2 separate regions of the Homo sapiens genome follow, and region 2 is linked to region 1. Evidence: read pairs that join two places in POLR2A ChIA-PET (ENCODE). Cell type or tissue: HepG2. All regions are shown on one strand.

Evidence for each region. ChIA-PET counts read pairs that join two places held together with the same protein. Peaks named below come from ENCODE experiments on the same cell type or tissue, not always from the same donor. Only the 100,000 strongest peaks of a DNase experiment are listed, where the experiment ranks them.
Region 2: POLR2A ChIA-PET joins it to region 1 with 6 read pairs; 2 of 35 experiments call an interaction of 5 or more read pairs at or near these places.

What each region holds. Positions count from the first base shown.
Region 1 is chr1:61,296,533-61,304,532 of GRCh38, reverse strand. The region is part of intron 3 of NFIA (nuclear factor I A); the gene reads right to left. Among named protein-coding and RNA genes, the nearest start is that of NFIA-AS1, 47 kb to the right of the region's middle. RefSeq lists an enhancer at 3,136-3,734. In HepG2, no CTCF peak of the experiment used is centred here; DNase peaks (open chromatin) are centred at 2,532 and 4,872; H3K4me3 peaks cover 694 bases.
Region 2 is chr1:61,014,762-61,022,761 of GRCh38, reverse strand. No RefSeq gene overlaps it. Among named protein-coding and RNA genes, the nearest start is that of NFIA-AS2, 48 kb to the right of the region's middle. In HepG2, no CTCF peak of the experiment used is centred here; no DNase peak of the experiment used is centred here; H3K27me3 peaks cover 2,108 bases.

The DNA of each region.
Region 1 (8,000 bases):
GCCATATTTGAAACGTATCCCAACTATAAACTCCCCATATTTTCCACCCGTTTCTCAAAGTTGTGGGCAAGCAGCTCTTTGAAAAGGAATTCATACACTAATTAAACTGAAGATTTAACCAAAGGAATTTTAGGTTGACATAACTAATGCTTAGTATGCTTTTGCTTTAGAGGACAACCTCAAATAAACTCAGAATGGAGAGAGAGCATAGCTCAATGATGTCACCCTGATCTCTCTCTCTCTCTCTTTTTCTTTTTTAGATGGAGTCTCGCTCTGTTGCCCAGGCTGGAGTGCAGTGGCGTGATCTTGGCTCACTGCAACCTCCACCTCTCAGGTTTAAGCAATTCTCTCACCTCAGCCTCCTGAGTAGCTGGGATTACAGGCACGTGCCACCATGCCCAGCTAATTTTTCTATTTTCAGTAGACACGGGGTTTCATCATGTTGGCCAGGCTGGTCTCGAACTTCCGGCCTCAAGTGATCTGGCCCACCTTGGCCTCCTAAAGTGCTGGGTTTACAGGCGTGAGCCACCGCGCCCGGCCAATGTCACCCTGATCTCTTATTTTGATTACTATAGTAGAACCCTAGTTGGTTTCCCTTCTTCTGCCCTTGTCTCCTACAGTGTACTCGGAACAGCATAAAGAGATTTTGTTTCTCCTATTCTCAGTTCCTGGAAATGGCATTCATGTTATTAAGAGGAAAAGCCAAAGCCTCCCAATAGCTTCAGTGGATCTCAAGTGTGATCCCTGGACCAGTGGCACTGGCATCACTTGGACCCTTGTTAGGAATGCAAACTTCTGAATCAGAAACTGTAAGGGTAGTGCCCAGAGATCTGTGTTTTAATAAGACTTCCAAGTGATTCTTATGCTGCTGAAGTCAAACAGCCACTGTCCTGCATGAACTGCCCCAGGCTTTTACCTGAGTTCCTTTTCTCCTGCTCACCTTGCTGTCTTCATTCCATCCACACTAGTCTTCCCCAAGGAAATCTGTGTGTCGCACTCCCTCACCTTTTCTAGGTCTTGTTCAAATGTCAACTTCTTAGCAATGTGTTTGTGGCCATCATTGCCTTTCAAACCAAAACTACTCTGGACTCCCTATTCCTCTTTCTTTCTTAATTTTTCTCCATAGCACTTATTATCATCTCATGCACTAGATACTTTTCTCATTGATATTTTAATTATCTGTCTCCATCAACTAGAAGGTAAGCTCCTTGAGGGGCAGGGATTTTATTATTCAGTGATGTATCCTGTGCAACTACCAAGGTATCTGGAATAAAGTATGGGCTCATTAAATATTTCCTGAATGTTGAGAGAAGGAATGATTACATTCTGCCTCTTAGAAGCCATTTGACCTGTGCAAGGTACTTAATCGCTTTGAGCCTCAGTTTCCTCACCAATAAAAAGAGAATGAAGATGAAAAGCAGACACAGTGCACAGATCATTTAGCCATTAGATTAACAGTAGCAATTGTGACCCTCAAAATAGGAAAAAACCATTTCAATATCATTAGAACCAAATGAGGAATAATGGTTTGAACTTTTAAAAGCATTTTTAGAATGTGGAGAACATTTTTGGGAGTTGGGGGTGTACTAAAGATACATTTCCCTTTCTGAGAACAGGTTGGTGAAAAAAAGAGTAATTTTCCTATGCTGAAATTATTTTCCCAAAAGGCAGCAATTTGATGAATTAAGAACAAAGGAATTATAAACATACAATCTAATTATCCTTCAAAACAAAATACATATTGAATAGGAAACACATTGAAAACTTAGGTTTGTTTGTGGATGTTTTTTCCAAAATATTGCAATAAAATGTTTGGGAACATCTAATAAAACTAATATGCAGCTGGATTTTCCTGCCCTAAAACTAATTTGTGCTGATTACAAGATAGGTCACAAGGTCTGCAGGCTTTATTTTTGATGCATTCATTATAATTGTTACTATGGACGAAGACTAAACACAAAAAATAAAACATCCTGTTGGGGAATGATCTACCCAACACACACCACATGTTTTCTCTTGTATCATTAGTCTAAAGGGGATTTCCACAAAAACTGAGATTCTTAGAAACTAAGCTTTTACTCGTCATTGCTGCATATTCCCACTTAGTCACTGTCCTGGGACCTCCCAGTTGCTCTCTGATGAAATAAATCTGAGGTTGTACACTAAAAAAATAACTGTAGCTATGAATTAGCTATTTGGAGAACAAAACCCTCTTTTTGTACTGTTATGTTTAACAGTATAATATCATGATCAACAGCTTAACAATTTCTTAACATGACTGCATTCCATATAGGTTCTATATGACCAAGACTTTTGTAGAGTACCCATCCGGAGCATTTAAAACTAGGAGATGTTACAGGTCCTAGCCCACACTTCACTGCTATGAATGAACAAGGTCAAAAGAGAAACTCTGCCCACTGCATGGGTAAATGGCAGTTGTCACAACACATACCTTCACACCTACCACTATCTCCCCTGTGTAAATAACCCTTTTGGTCCTAAGCAACAGTAGTGTGTCCAAGTAATATTGTAAATGGGAAAGTTCTCTCTCAGAGGAGAGCTATGGATGAGACTCAAAGGAAAGGTTACCAGGTCAGCAGCGGCTAAGTGCTGCCAACAACCACCTTAGGAAACAGCATTGTTGTTTGCTTTTGTAGGTGACCTGGCTCAGACAGAACCTACCATTTCACTCCCCTTGAAGAACCCAAAGTTCTTTCCACAGGAGAAACTGCTTTCAGGAAGAATCTGATGTCAATCATTTCTGTTTGGAGGTGAACTAAATCAGCATGTTCATACTCTCTTAAAAAAGGCTCTGCATTCTAAACCTCATTTCTCTTTAAATAACAATAGACATTATACTGTTAAATAAATCTTCAGGAAATCTATCAAGGGAAGATAATGAGAGGAATTTTTAAAAAGCACTTTAAAAAATAACCACAAGGGTAAATGCTTGCTTTTCCTATATTCAGGAGCTTCAGTTTTTACCTTGTAAGGCCAATCCTGTTTGTTTACTCTGTAAAGTCGAGTCCTTAAGAAAATATCAGTTCTTAAAAAACACCAATGGGAACTGTCTGTGGCTCAGCTTTAATCAAAAGTTTGGCTGTGAGAAATATTTAAAATCATCCAAGGACTATGAGACCTACCTGCTTCTCAGGATTTATAAATTTCATGATGTGAATTTCTCCAGCTCTTATAAAAGTCCTGATGGATTGGCAGCAAGTTACTTTCATGGATCACTCAGAATCACTTTTATTGAGTTACACTTTTGTATTAGGTTCTCAGTTTCTAGTTAGTGGGCCCTAAAAGAAGCTATCTTACCAAATCCTTTAGTCTATCTACTTGAATAGCACTGACTGTTAGCATATCACCCGGTGTCCTCCTGCTGAAGTTCTACGTGAGAAATTTACATCACAATTAAGTGCCAGGGAAAGCTTCCTTCCCTTGAGGAACTGGTATGTATTTTCTCATGGGTAATGAGAACCACATGATTAATCATACGTTTCTCTTTTTCCTTTGGCTGCCAGGAAACTCAGAATCAAACTTATATCTCAATGTTATTAACTATGTAGAACCATATGGTAGAACCTTTGTTCAATTCTTTTTCTCTGATTTTTACCTTTCTACTTTAATTTATGTATTTCCTAATTCTCATTTTTTACTTGTTTATATTTTCTATCTTACTGTATGTATTCTTATAAGCCACCAATCTTTATAAAAATGGAGGTTTATACATGTGTATGTACCTCTATGTGTATAGGTACATATATAAACACATACATACATATCGAGCTTACATATGGGTGTGTGTGTATATACATATATATACACATATATAGCCAGCTTACATATGGTATGTGTGTGTATATATACATACATACATATATATATGTGTATATGTATACTGGGTAACTAGAAAGACTATAATTTTAGTAGTCTATTTTCATGAGAAAGAACTAAAACAATATTGGTTGTAATGGATTAGTCATTGTGGAGAATTATTTTAAATAAATTTCTGTGGGCTATCGAAGAATATATAGAAATAGCCATGCTTAATGGTACTTTCTGTAACATTTTTGTATAATATAAGTAAGTATTTAGAGTTCTTGAAATCTAATTTTCTAAATGGCCTTGTTCTTAAAAATTTCAGACAGGTGTCAATTTTTAAAAATTCAATATGCTTATTACTCATACTCTAGTGAAACTGGTATAGATCTGCTGGAATATCATAAAATTATACTTAGAAGATCTGTCAGGTACCTCATGAGATAACGCATAAGCAAGTGTTTTGTAAAACTCTAGAGTGTAATTGTTAGCTATCACTGCTATTGCCTAAAACACATAAAATATGATCCAGAGATGAATTGTATCTTACTGGTAAGCATGGTAATTACTGTGGAAATGCGGAAAACAACTGTTGAAACAAGTTAAAAAAATTTTTTTTAATGTCATCCTCAGTTGATTTGCTCCTTGAGAGGACCTGGCCAGCTCATGGATGAGTTTTTTGTAAGTTCCAGAAACTTTTACTGGGACTCTCAAAAATACGGATATACTCACAAACCCTCAGATATTTGAAAACTCTTTCATCTCATGAGTATAAAACATTATCTAATTTTAAAATATTCTGCATAACAAACAGAAGTAAAAATCTCAGAGATGAGAAGCTTTCTCAGTGAAGGTATTGGCCTGTTTGTTACTTTCTTTCTGTTTATTAAATACAACTTAGCTATTCACTAATAATCCAGGAAGCACAGAACTAAGACATTAACCAGCTTGTGTTCCAAACTAAAAGGAGGTTAAAAACAGAGCATTGTAATACAAACAGCTTATAAGTACAGCGTGTGTACCTACTGTTCAGCCATTTAAACTTTGAGTCGCTGTACAAACAAGTCTATCTTGAGGAAACAGACTGGGTAATTTTCCATTTGGACTGTTTGAGATTTCACCAAGAGCCTCAAACTTGCAGAAGTCTGTGTTGCCAGACATTTTCCTCAAATTTGTTATCTACAGTTCTTCCCATTAAGATTTCCCTTTAACAAAAATGCTTTTCATAAAGTTTGTGCTTTAAGTGAAAGCTTTTCTTCTACAGACATTGAGATTAAATTAAAAAGAAAAATTAAAGAGGTAGTGGCCTCATTTTGGAAACATAAGTTAAAGCTCTCTTCTGTATAGCCTAAGACAGACCCAGATCAAGATTTCAAACACTTGAGTCTTCAAAGTTCAGAAGAGAGTTCAAAAGATTGAAAAGGAAGGTAAAATTCTAATCAATAAAAAGATCAAGATGCAAAATTGCTGGAATGGCACTAAATGCCAACAGTGATTTGAGGGATCTTTAGAGCCTCTTGATACCGGATGGGAATCTGTCAAGGAAGGAAAAATTCAGCACTTAGAATGTAACTAGAGAAGATCATCTTCTTTTTAGCTTCTATAAACTCACTGGAACACTCATGAACAACTGTCAAGCAATGGAAAAGAGCTCTAGTATACAATTATTTTAGAAATGCATGAAAGTACATTTCATAAGTTCAGGTCTCAAAAATTTCAAAATAACTACTCTACAAACACAAGTGAGCAGTATGTTAGGATGACTATTACTCGGAAGGAAATAAATAGGATCTTATTTTCCAAGTTAACGCAGTCACTTTGAAACACCGGGACGTTTCTCCCAGCGTGTTGTAAGTTATCAATAAGTAAAATAAAGTCCAGTTCAATGAAGATGGGCAATGAAGTATAAAAATCTTTTTAAGTTGTTTCTACTTTTTGAGTACTGGCTATATGCTGAGGACCCTGCTAAACACCTTGTAGGCATGGTCTCATTTAAGACTCTCAACAGCCATGAGGTAGGTAGTATTATTATCTCCAATTTACGGAAGTAAACCAAGGCTCAGAGAGAAACAGTTATTTATCCAAAATCATAGTCAATGAATAGCTGAGCCAGGAATAGAAGCCTGTTTTCTGGGTTCCTGATTTAATGCATTTTCTACCAACATTCTGACTGGCTGAACTACAGAATTGGGTTAAAGCAAGCTCTGGTGACAGTGAGTCCATGGCCAAAGGTGAACTGATCGTTTCTTTGTCTTATGCTGCAAGGATTATCTAAAAGGGTAGTACGTTAGTCCATTTTCACACTGCTATAGAGAATACCACCAAGAACTGGGTAACTTATTTTATTTATTTTTTTAAAAAAAGAGGTATACTTGAGTCACAGTTCTGCATGGCTGGGGAGGCCTCAGGAAACTTACAATCCTGGTTGAAGGGGAAGCAGACACATCTTACACGGTGGCAGGCAAGAGAGAGCGTGTGTGAGCACAGGAAAATACCATTTATAAAACCATCAGATCTCTTGAGAATTCACTCACTATTATGGGAACAACGTGGGGGAAACTGCCCCCATAATCCAATCACTTCCCTCCCTTGACACATGGGAATTACAGCTCCCTCCTCCCTCGACATGTGGGGATTACAATTCGAGATGAGATTTGGGTGGGGACACAGAGCCAAACCGTATCAGTTATACAAAAGCATGAATGCCTTACCTCCATCCCCTCATTACCTTGCAAAGGCCATACCACACTACTTGGCGATTATCCAAGCTCATCATAAACTTTCAGACCACACTATGCCTTTGGGGGTGCTTTTTTATTTTTTTGGAACCTCTTTCTCTATCCTCCTTACCCTTCTCTGCTGGTTGAAATCTAACTTTCCGCTTCCTGTCCCTAAAGTCTGAATTAAAGCATTCTCTTTTCCACATTCTCAGAGCACTTTGTTTCACAGTTAGAGCACTTAGCATATTTACCCTGCATTGTTATTAGGTGCAAACCTGCCTATCACCTGCATAAAAAAGTATGGCTCTTAAAGGACTGCATCCAAAACATGTTGCTATAGCCATGTGTCTTCAACAGCACCCTGAACACAGCAGACACTCAATAAATGTTTCATGTAGAGTTAAAATAGGAAACTCAGGTACTACTACCGCAACATTTATATCAAAGAAAGGACTATTCTCAAAGGAAGTAGGGAGTATTTTTGCTCACTCTTCTTTTTGAAAGGACTTTTCAGACAGCCCATCACCATTCCAAGGAAGGTAATGGGGCTATTTTTCTGTTTAGGAACCAGTGGTTTAAGTAATGTAAGCTATGGGTCAGTGGTTTGCAATGATGGGGCTGATCGAAAGACAATCACACTCAGCCCTGCTAAGGTTAATGGCACTGCCTCTTATAGAGGAAATACAAAAGTGGAAGATAGGGAAGAAACCAATAAAAACATTTACACACACCTTTAATGGTATGCAGAGTAGAACCCACTTAAATGAATACTAACTAATGAAAACATCTTGAAAAGAGAGTGATTTTTAGAGAAACCTTTTATCTACAGGTCCTATATTTATAGAGCAAACCTTTTAAATAAATACAGGGTAAAAAATGAATTAAACTGGTAATTGTTGTGACTCATTGTGGTTCATATAACTTTCATTAGGCCAGTGGAATAAATGAACGATTTAACAAAAGGAAGCTCTTCTCCACCAGTTTATGCCATGTACTTCACATTATAAGTAAGAACCTCCTCTGTAGGTACCACAGACCAAAAAAATTGTCTTAGCAAGGCTGGACTTTACCCATTCTGCCGTACTTCTAGCTGGCACAGTCGAAGACTTTTCTAAGAGGAGGTGAAAGAATTCAGTTCAACCAGAAAAATGCATGAAAAGAGAAACATATTTGTCTTAGCCCTCCCAATATATATGAGAGGTTTTCTTTCTATGAAACTTATTATTTTTTTCTTTTTTAAAATGAACTTTGATGTCTTAAAGTTACAGGTGGGTAAGGACTATGACGAGGGGGTAGAAATCGAGGCTCAAAAGCAGAGATAAGAGTTGGAATCACAAGGTACTCAAAACTTTTTCTAAAATCTTAGAAGTTGTTTGTCAGGGATTTAAATCTTATGCTTGACAGATATTTTAGACCAGTGGCTTAAGAAAAAGGACACTAATATTTCCTCTTAAGATC
Region 2 (8,000 bases), 280 kb after region 1:
TAATGTGGTCCCTACATTCCACAACCAGAGCTTCTGTTTCAGTAGGTCTGAGGTGAAGTCTGGAAACGTGTATTTTTAGTAAGTGCTTCAGGTCATTCTAATGCATTTGTTTAGCTGACTTATATTTGAGAATTCCTTGTCTAGATGATTTTTCAAGGTCTCTTTTAGCCTTTGGAATGTAAAATTCCAGAATGAATAGAAAGCTGGAATACAAAGAAATAACTTAGAGCAAGGTAGTACTTTATCAAAGCATTTCCCAGGTCAATACATGACTGGCAAAAGCACAACCTGGCATGCTTATGTAAGGTTTAGTCTAGATTTTAATTTAAATGGTGTGCTAGCTAGTTCTAGTTTATAGAAACCAAAGAATTAGTAGCAGTGTCCATGTCAGAAAATGGAATCACATTTTAATTATCACAGCCTCAATTTGTGAACAGTCTGGGAAGGGCTTCTGGCATGCTGGTCTCATTTAATTTACTATGAAATATTAATACTTTCTAGGAAAGATGGATAACTGACACTTTCAACAATGTTTATTTGCAAGAATGAACTACCTTGGCCAGGTGCGGTGGCTCACACCTGTAATCCCAGCACTTTGGGAGGCTGAGGTGGGCAGATTGCCTGAGGTCAGGAGTTCGAGACCAGACTGGCCAACATGGTAAAACCCGGTTTTTACTAAAAATACAAAAAAATTAGCCTGGCGTGGTGGAAGGTGCCTATAATCCCAGCTACTTGGGAGGCAGAGGCATGAGAATCGCTTGAATCTGGGAGGCAGAGGTTGCAGTGAAGTGAGATTGTGCCACTGCACTGCAGTCTGGGTGACAGAGCAAGACTCCGTGAGGAAGAAGGAGAAGGAGAAGAAGAAGAAGAAGAACAAAAGGGTAGCTAACATCTTCTAGGTGCTAACTAGAATTTCAGAATTGCTGGAAAAAGAAGTATCCTTGTAGGGAAGACCTAAATCTTGGAAACGACAGCTCAGGAGAGAAAATGCCATTGTCCTGTATTTAGCCGAGACAGCCTGGGATTTGTGGAGCAAGCTAGCTAGTGTCAAGGAGGCTGCAGGCACTGCACATTAAAAGGCATCTCCTCTTTGATGAGTGTTTAATTTGGCCTTGTAAAGTGTATGAAGTGCAGGCATTTAATTTGTTTGACAGAAGCAAGCCCAAAGCACCTTCTGTAATACCGTGCCACACGGTTTCATGACTCTTACCACATGTTAGGCATAGTCTGGGAGTCTATTAAATAAGCTTTGAGTCAAAACACTAGTTTGACAAAGATCTGTTTTAATTAAAAGACACAAACCTCTCTCTCCTGAGCCTCAAGCAGGGACATAAAGGAGAGCACCATCCACCCGCCTGGCTAAGGAACACTTTGCTCTTTCCTGTAAGAGGACAAAGATGCTTTGGGGCTGGCAGGTAGAAATCTATCAGTGGGTCCTGGAATGTCTGATGTTGCTGGCCTCCTGTAAGATTCTCTTTCTGCCAACAATGCTGGCTATCTGCCACAATATCAATTATCCCTAGCTGAGACAGTAAATGATCTAGGATACCACTTTTTAAATATTATGTTTTAACAAACTAGAATTAGGAAACTCTACAAAATTAATGCACTTTGACACCCCCTGCATCAATATCCAGATACTCATAAATCAACCATACCCATCAGGCTCTTCTGCCTCAAGCATGTTAAGTGACCATCTTTAAAAAATGTATTAAATATTTCTCCAATTGGAGTATTCTATATTTCCCTGTTATGGAGAATGCACACCTCTTGGAGAAGTGTGAGAGATGACAGAGTTGGCTATATCTAACTTGGAGTCCAAATCATGCCTCCTTTTTTTGGATTGTCCACCCTGACTTTCCATTTCTTCAGCAAAGGGCCCAAGCTTTCCTGTCCATCTCATCTCCTGCCACTTTCCCACTTGTTCTGTTCTCTACACTCCAGACACACTGGTCTTCTTGAGTTCCTCTATTATTTTATTTTATTGAGATAAAGTCTCGCTCTATTGCCCAGTCTGGAGTGCAGTGGTGTAATCTTGGCTCACTGCAACCTCCATCTCCCAGGCTCAAGTGATTCTCCCTCTTCAGCCTCCTGAGTACCTGGGACCATGGGCATGTGCCACTATGCCAGGCTAATTTTTGTATATATATTTTTTGAGACAGAGTCTTACTCTGTCACCAGGTTGGGTGCAGTGGCATGATCTCGGCTCACTGCAACCTCTGCCTCCCGGGTTCAAGTGATTCTCCTGCCTCAGCTTCCCAAGTAGCTGGGACCACAGGTGCATGCCATCATGCCCAGCTAATTTTTGTATTTTTAGTAGAGACAGGGTTTCAACATGTTGGCCAGGCTGGTCTTGAACTCCTGGGCTCAAGCAATCCACCCGCCTTGGCCTCCCAAAATGCTGGGATTATAGGCATGAGCCACTGTACCGGGCCTCTTGAGTTCTTTTAAGAGCTTTATGTGCTCTTCTGCCTCAGGACATTTAAAAAAGGCACCTGTCTACTGAGAAATCCCATCTGACTGCTAGCCCCTACACCCCCAAACACCTTCTACTGGTTTCTTTGTTCATTCATTCATTCATTCATTCATTCATTCAACAAGTATTACCGAGGGGCTGTATATGCAGAACACTTGAGTGAATGCAACTGATTTAAAAATTCTCATAGCATCTACATTCTAATTGAGGGGGAATCAGACCATAAATAAACATAATAAATAAGTAGATTATATAGTACATTAGAAGATGATAATTGATACAGAAAAACATAAATGGGTAAGGAGTATGCAAAATGCTTGCAATTTTAAATAGGATGGTAGGAAGCTTTTATTGATACTGTTGCATTTAAATTAATTCTCAATTGTCCTTAGACTTCAGCTCAAATGAGCTTTCTCAGGAACATCTTACCTTCCAGGATAGTTCTATCAGTGAGTCTGAGAGTGTGTGACTAGGTCATTCCCTATTATATGCTCTCAGCATTCCCAGTACTTTTCATTCATAGTTCTTAGTACCATTTGTAATTGCATACTCATGTGATTATTTATTAAAGAATGTCCTGTCTGCTACAGTAAGCTCTATGAAGGCAAGGGTGAGATACTTTTTGATTACTGCTCTCTCTCCAAAGCTAGTTGAATTGAAGTGCTCAATACATATTTGAATTGAATGAATGAAAGAACCTGTGCAGTATGGATAAAATATATACATCCAGACTACTTTAAGAGAATCAGTTGGGATGATGAATGCATGAATCCTTTTTATAAATTGCATAGTTCTATAAACATGCCAGGCATCATTATTTCTGTGGATAAAAAACACTCTTGTATTAACATGGTTCTGTTTATTGATGTTGTATGCTCCTGAATCTCCTTTATGGAGGCAGTGTGGTTTAGAGGACTGCCTGGGATAACTCAGCTCTGTCACTTACCTCGTGACCTCACTATTTCTCCAGCTCCTCCTCTATAAAATGGGATGATAATAGTACCAACCTCACAGAGATGTCATGAGGATTAGAAGAGTTAACGTCTCTCAGGTGCTTAGAGTAAGGACTGAATAGAGTAAGTACTCAGTACATATTATCATGATTACGGTTGTTGTTGTTATTATCTGCCAAGCTTTTAACTGCATCTAGGTATTTATTGATTGACTGAAATCTTTCTTGGTTTCTTCCTAAAGATGAGTGAACTAGAAATTCATTGTTCAGTGATGTTTCTTTAACATAAGTCAAAGAGTAAGGCTGACTCTCAGGCTCCATCTTATAGCTTCAGCACCTGTTCTAGTTCATCAGTGACTTCTGTTTTATCTTGGTGGATCCTTTTCAATTGTTTTGACAGCTAGAAGTTAAACTAGAGCCATGGATGACTGAGAAAACTAGGTTCAAATCCTGGTTCTGCCACTTACTGGTTGAAAGACTTTAGGCAAGGTATAAAACTCTTTGGGGTTCACACTTTCACTCATAAAATGAGAATTATAATAGCTCCTTCACTAGTTTGCAATGAGGATTGAGTGAGATGATATCCTTGAAGGGCCAGTGCAGAGAGAAGTTCTACAAATATTAGTTTAGTTCTGCTTACCTTGCCCTTTCCTCAGGAGCAAATGTAAATTTTAAAAGAAACCTGGAGACACAATGACATTGTGGTCTGCAAAGAAGTCTCTGACAAGCATTCTAAATCAGGGGGTTAAATTCAACACATGTGGAACCCACTATACATGCCCTAAAATAATTCATATTATTGGCAGAAATCAGTGCAAGAAGCACAGTGTTGGGCTGGGCACGGTGGCTCATGCTTGTAACCCCAGCACTTTGGGAGGCCAAGGTGGGCGGATCACCTGAGGTCGGGAGTTCGAGACCAGCCTGACCAATATGGAGAAACCCCATTTCTACTAAAAATACAAAATTCAGCCAGGCTTGGTGGCACATGCCTGTAATCCCAGCTACTCGGGATGCTCAGGCAGGAGAACTGCTTGAACGCAGGAGGCTGAGGTTGTGGTGAGCCACGATTGTGACATTGCACTCCAGCCTGGGAAACAAAAGCGAAACTCAGTCTCAAAAAAAAAAAAAAAAAAAAAAGGCACAGTGTTTATTTGTTGTTCTGTCATCCAGGGAAGAAGTTATTTTTGAAATATTCTTTTTATTACCAGAAATGTATCAATTTACATAGAACTAACTAATTAACCAGAAATACCAAACCAAATACATTTTGTGGATTGCAGAAAAATTTTACAAAACAACTTCTCCTTTGTTGACTAACAAATACTAGTTAGGAATAGTTGATGGCATAATAATCATAGGAGTTAAAAAGAATCTTCTTGAATTATTTGACGTTATTTTTTGATGCTTGTAATTAGGAATTGCCTAATTGTGTATGTATGTGTGTGATTGTGACAAAAATGAAAGTAATTCCAAAATGTCCCTTTCACATGCATGAAGACTCTAGACTTCCTTCTTTCCTCCCCTGGATCTTTTGCTAACCTTAGCTGATAATTTTCACCAATTGTTCACTTGCAAAATATGTTTTTCAATATATCACAGTTAAACCCTTCAAATTATGTTCCACTTCAAAAGACCTGGTTTCAGTTTCCAAATCTTCCTTTTCCCCATGTTTTGGGTTTTTGATCAACAAATGTTTATTGAGGTCCCACTGTGTAAGTGGCAGCCTCCCAGAATGGCTTTCCCAGTGCCCTTGGTGTTCCAGATGTTGGATAAATTGAAAATCCATGAATCTGAAGTTAAAGCAGAATTAAAATTATGTGTGAACATGAACTGAGTGCTTAGAGGACAACATGCTGTTCACCACTGGCAGCAACAGAATTGGGGGATTTATTTTCTACTTATTGGCTTAAAATGTGAAATTTAGATGTGAGGGGGCCTAGCCTACCTGTCCTTAGGGAATCTTAATGCCAAAGCTACTCATTTTAATTCATCTGACGTTTGTTTTTGCTTGGTGAATGCTCAGGCCACTCACTTGTTCTAGTTAGTGCCTTTGATAACATTTCATGGTCTGTAAAATAAAATTTGGCATTCAAGATTCTTCACTATGTTATTGCTGTGCATCTTTCCATTCCTATTTCCTTTTGCTCCTTTGCTGGCCCTTAATGGTCCAGCCAAAACATATTTCTTACTGTTCCTCCTCATTCACTGAGTACCTATTCTTGGCCAAGCACTGCTTCATTAACTTTAAAAAACATTTTATTCCCTCACATTTTCTGGGAAGGAATTATTGTTATCTACACCTTTTAGATGAAGACACTGAGGATTAGAGATGTCAAATGACTTGTTCAAATTCACGGGTTAGTACAGGAATGAGCTGTGATTTGAGCCCAGGTTTATAGTGGAAAAGGATCTTCCCATCATGCCATGATACCTCCTTCTCAAAATGCCCCAGCGCTGTCTCATCATGCACCCTTCTTCCATGTGGTGGCAGAATAATGCCCCTTCCTCAGAGATGTCTATGCCACAATCCCTGGAACCTGTGAGTATGTTACCTTACGTGGCAAAGGGGGATTAACTTTGCAAATGGAATTAAAGGAGAGGATCTTCGATTATGCAGCTGGGTCCAAAGCAATCAAAAGTGTCCTTAAAAGGGAAAGAAGGAGGCAGAAAGGTCAGAGAGGGAGATGTGACGAGAGAAGAATGGTTAGAGAGAAGCACCGTTGCTGGCTTTGAGGATGGGGAAGGGATCATGAATCAAGGGCTATGGGTGGTCTCCAGACACTGGAAAAGGCTGGGAATCAGATTCTCTTCTAGAGACTCTAGAAAGGGCTACAGCCGTGCCAACACCTTGGCCGGTGAGACCCATGTTAGATTTCTAGCCTACAGAAGGGTAAGATGATAAAGTTGTGTTATTTTAAGCTATCAAGTTTTTGGTAATTTGTCTTAGCAGCAATAGAAAACGATCCCACAAGTAGCTTTCTTTCTCTACACACGCCAGCTGCCCGCATGTCACGTTCAAGGCTGAAATCCACCATTCTCACCAATCCCACTTACTCTCAAAGCCTGCCCTTGGGGAAGATCTGAAGCCGATCTTGATGAATCATATCATTCTAGACAGAGTATTTGCTGATTGACTAACTGAATGAACATAATAGGGACTCAATAAGCATTTCTAGCACATAATAGGGACTCAATAAATGTTTGCTGATTGACTAAATGAATGAAAGGCAGACAGGTTTTCTGAATTTTCTAGTAGTTAACCAGCCAACTCTTGTAAAAAGGTGGCTTGAGACTCCTATAAGTAATCACACAATCACATTTTGTAGCAGATTGGTGCTAGCTAGGGAATGACGGTGTGTCCAAAAGGCAATGAATTAAAACCCTGCTTTGGCATATCCCCTTTCAGAAATAGGAGCAGTCTTTCAAGCAACTTGAAAAATAGGCTTCAGTAAAAGTGTAAGAAAATATGTGCAATTAGACACAATCAGTAAAGTTGTCCTTGACTGATGTCTACATTTAAGAGAGTTTAATTAAATTATGAAAAAGGCCGTTCTGATAGAACTGTCAGTCTGGCTTATCATGTATGTACATAAACTCTGCATGGGGTTTTCCTTCAAGACTTCTAGACCCTCAGTGAACACAAAGATACAAGGAAGTATCAATCTATTACTTAAGAGGGGAGAATCTGGTAGGTAAGTTTGAGAAAGCAGGGGAGCTAAAGCCATCTGTCAGGGTAGGTTGAAAGAAATGGAAATCCTGCAAAATGCTCTTTCTCCTCTCATTCATTCATTTTGAAAATATTCATTCAGTATGTACTATATGTGAGGGACTGTGCTAGGTGCTGGCAATGTACTGGAGTAGAAAAGATAGACATCAAACACAAATATCTACATCTATATCTATCTAATTATAAATTACATTTATTATGATTATGCTCCCCCCAAGCCCAGAATGCCTTCTCCTCTTTATTTTGTTTACATGCATTCAACATCCTTGCAACAAACAAGAGGTAAGGAGTAATGCATTTTGTATAAAAAATATGTCATGTCTACCTTGGCTGGGTGTGGTGGCTCATGCCTGTAATCCTAGCACTTTGGGAGGCTAAGGTGGGTGGAGTTCATGATCAGCCTGGCCAACATAGTGAAATACGACATAGTGAAACCCTGTCTCAACATGGTGAAGCAGCCTGCCCAACATGGTGAAATACAAAAATTATCTGGGCGTCGTGGCACATGCCTATAATCCCAGCTACTCGGGAGGCTGAGGCAGGAGAATTGCTTGAACCCCGGAGGCAGAGGTTGCAGTGGGCTTGGACCCTGCCACTGCACTCCAGCCTGGGTGACAGAGTGAGACTCTGTCTCAAAAAAAAAAAAAAAAAAAAAGAAAAGGTGTGTCTACCATGTGTCAGATATTGTGCTAGATACTGGGGACACAAATATATCTTCAAGGTGCTTGCAGTTCTAATGGGACATGTAAGCAATAAAATAACCAATAAACAACAAAAATAATAATGCAAAATGAAAAGTGTAGTGACAGAGGTAAGTATAGTTGCTGCTAGAGGAACACAGAGCA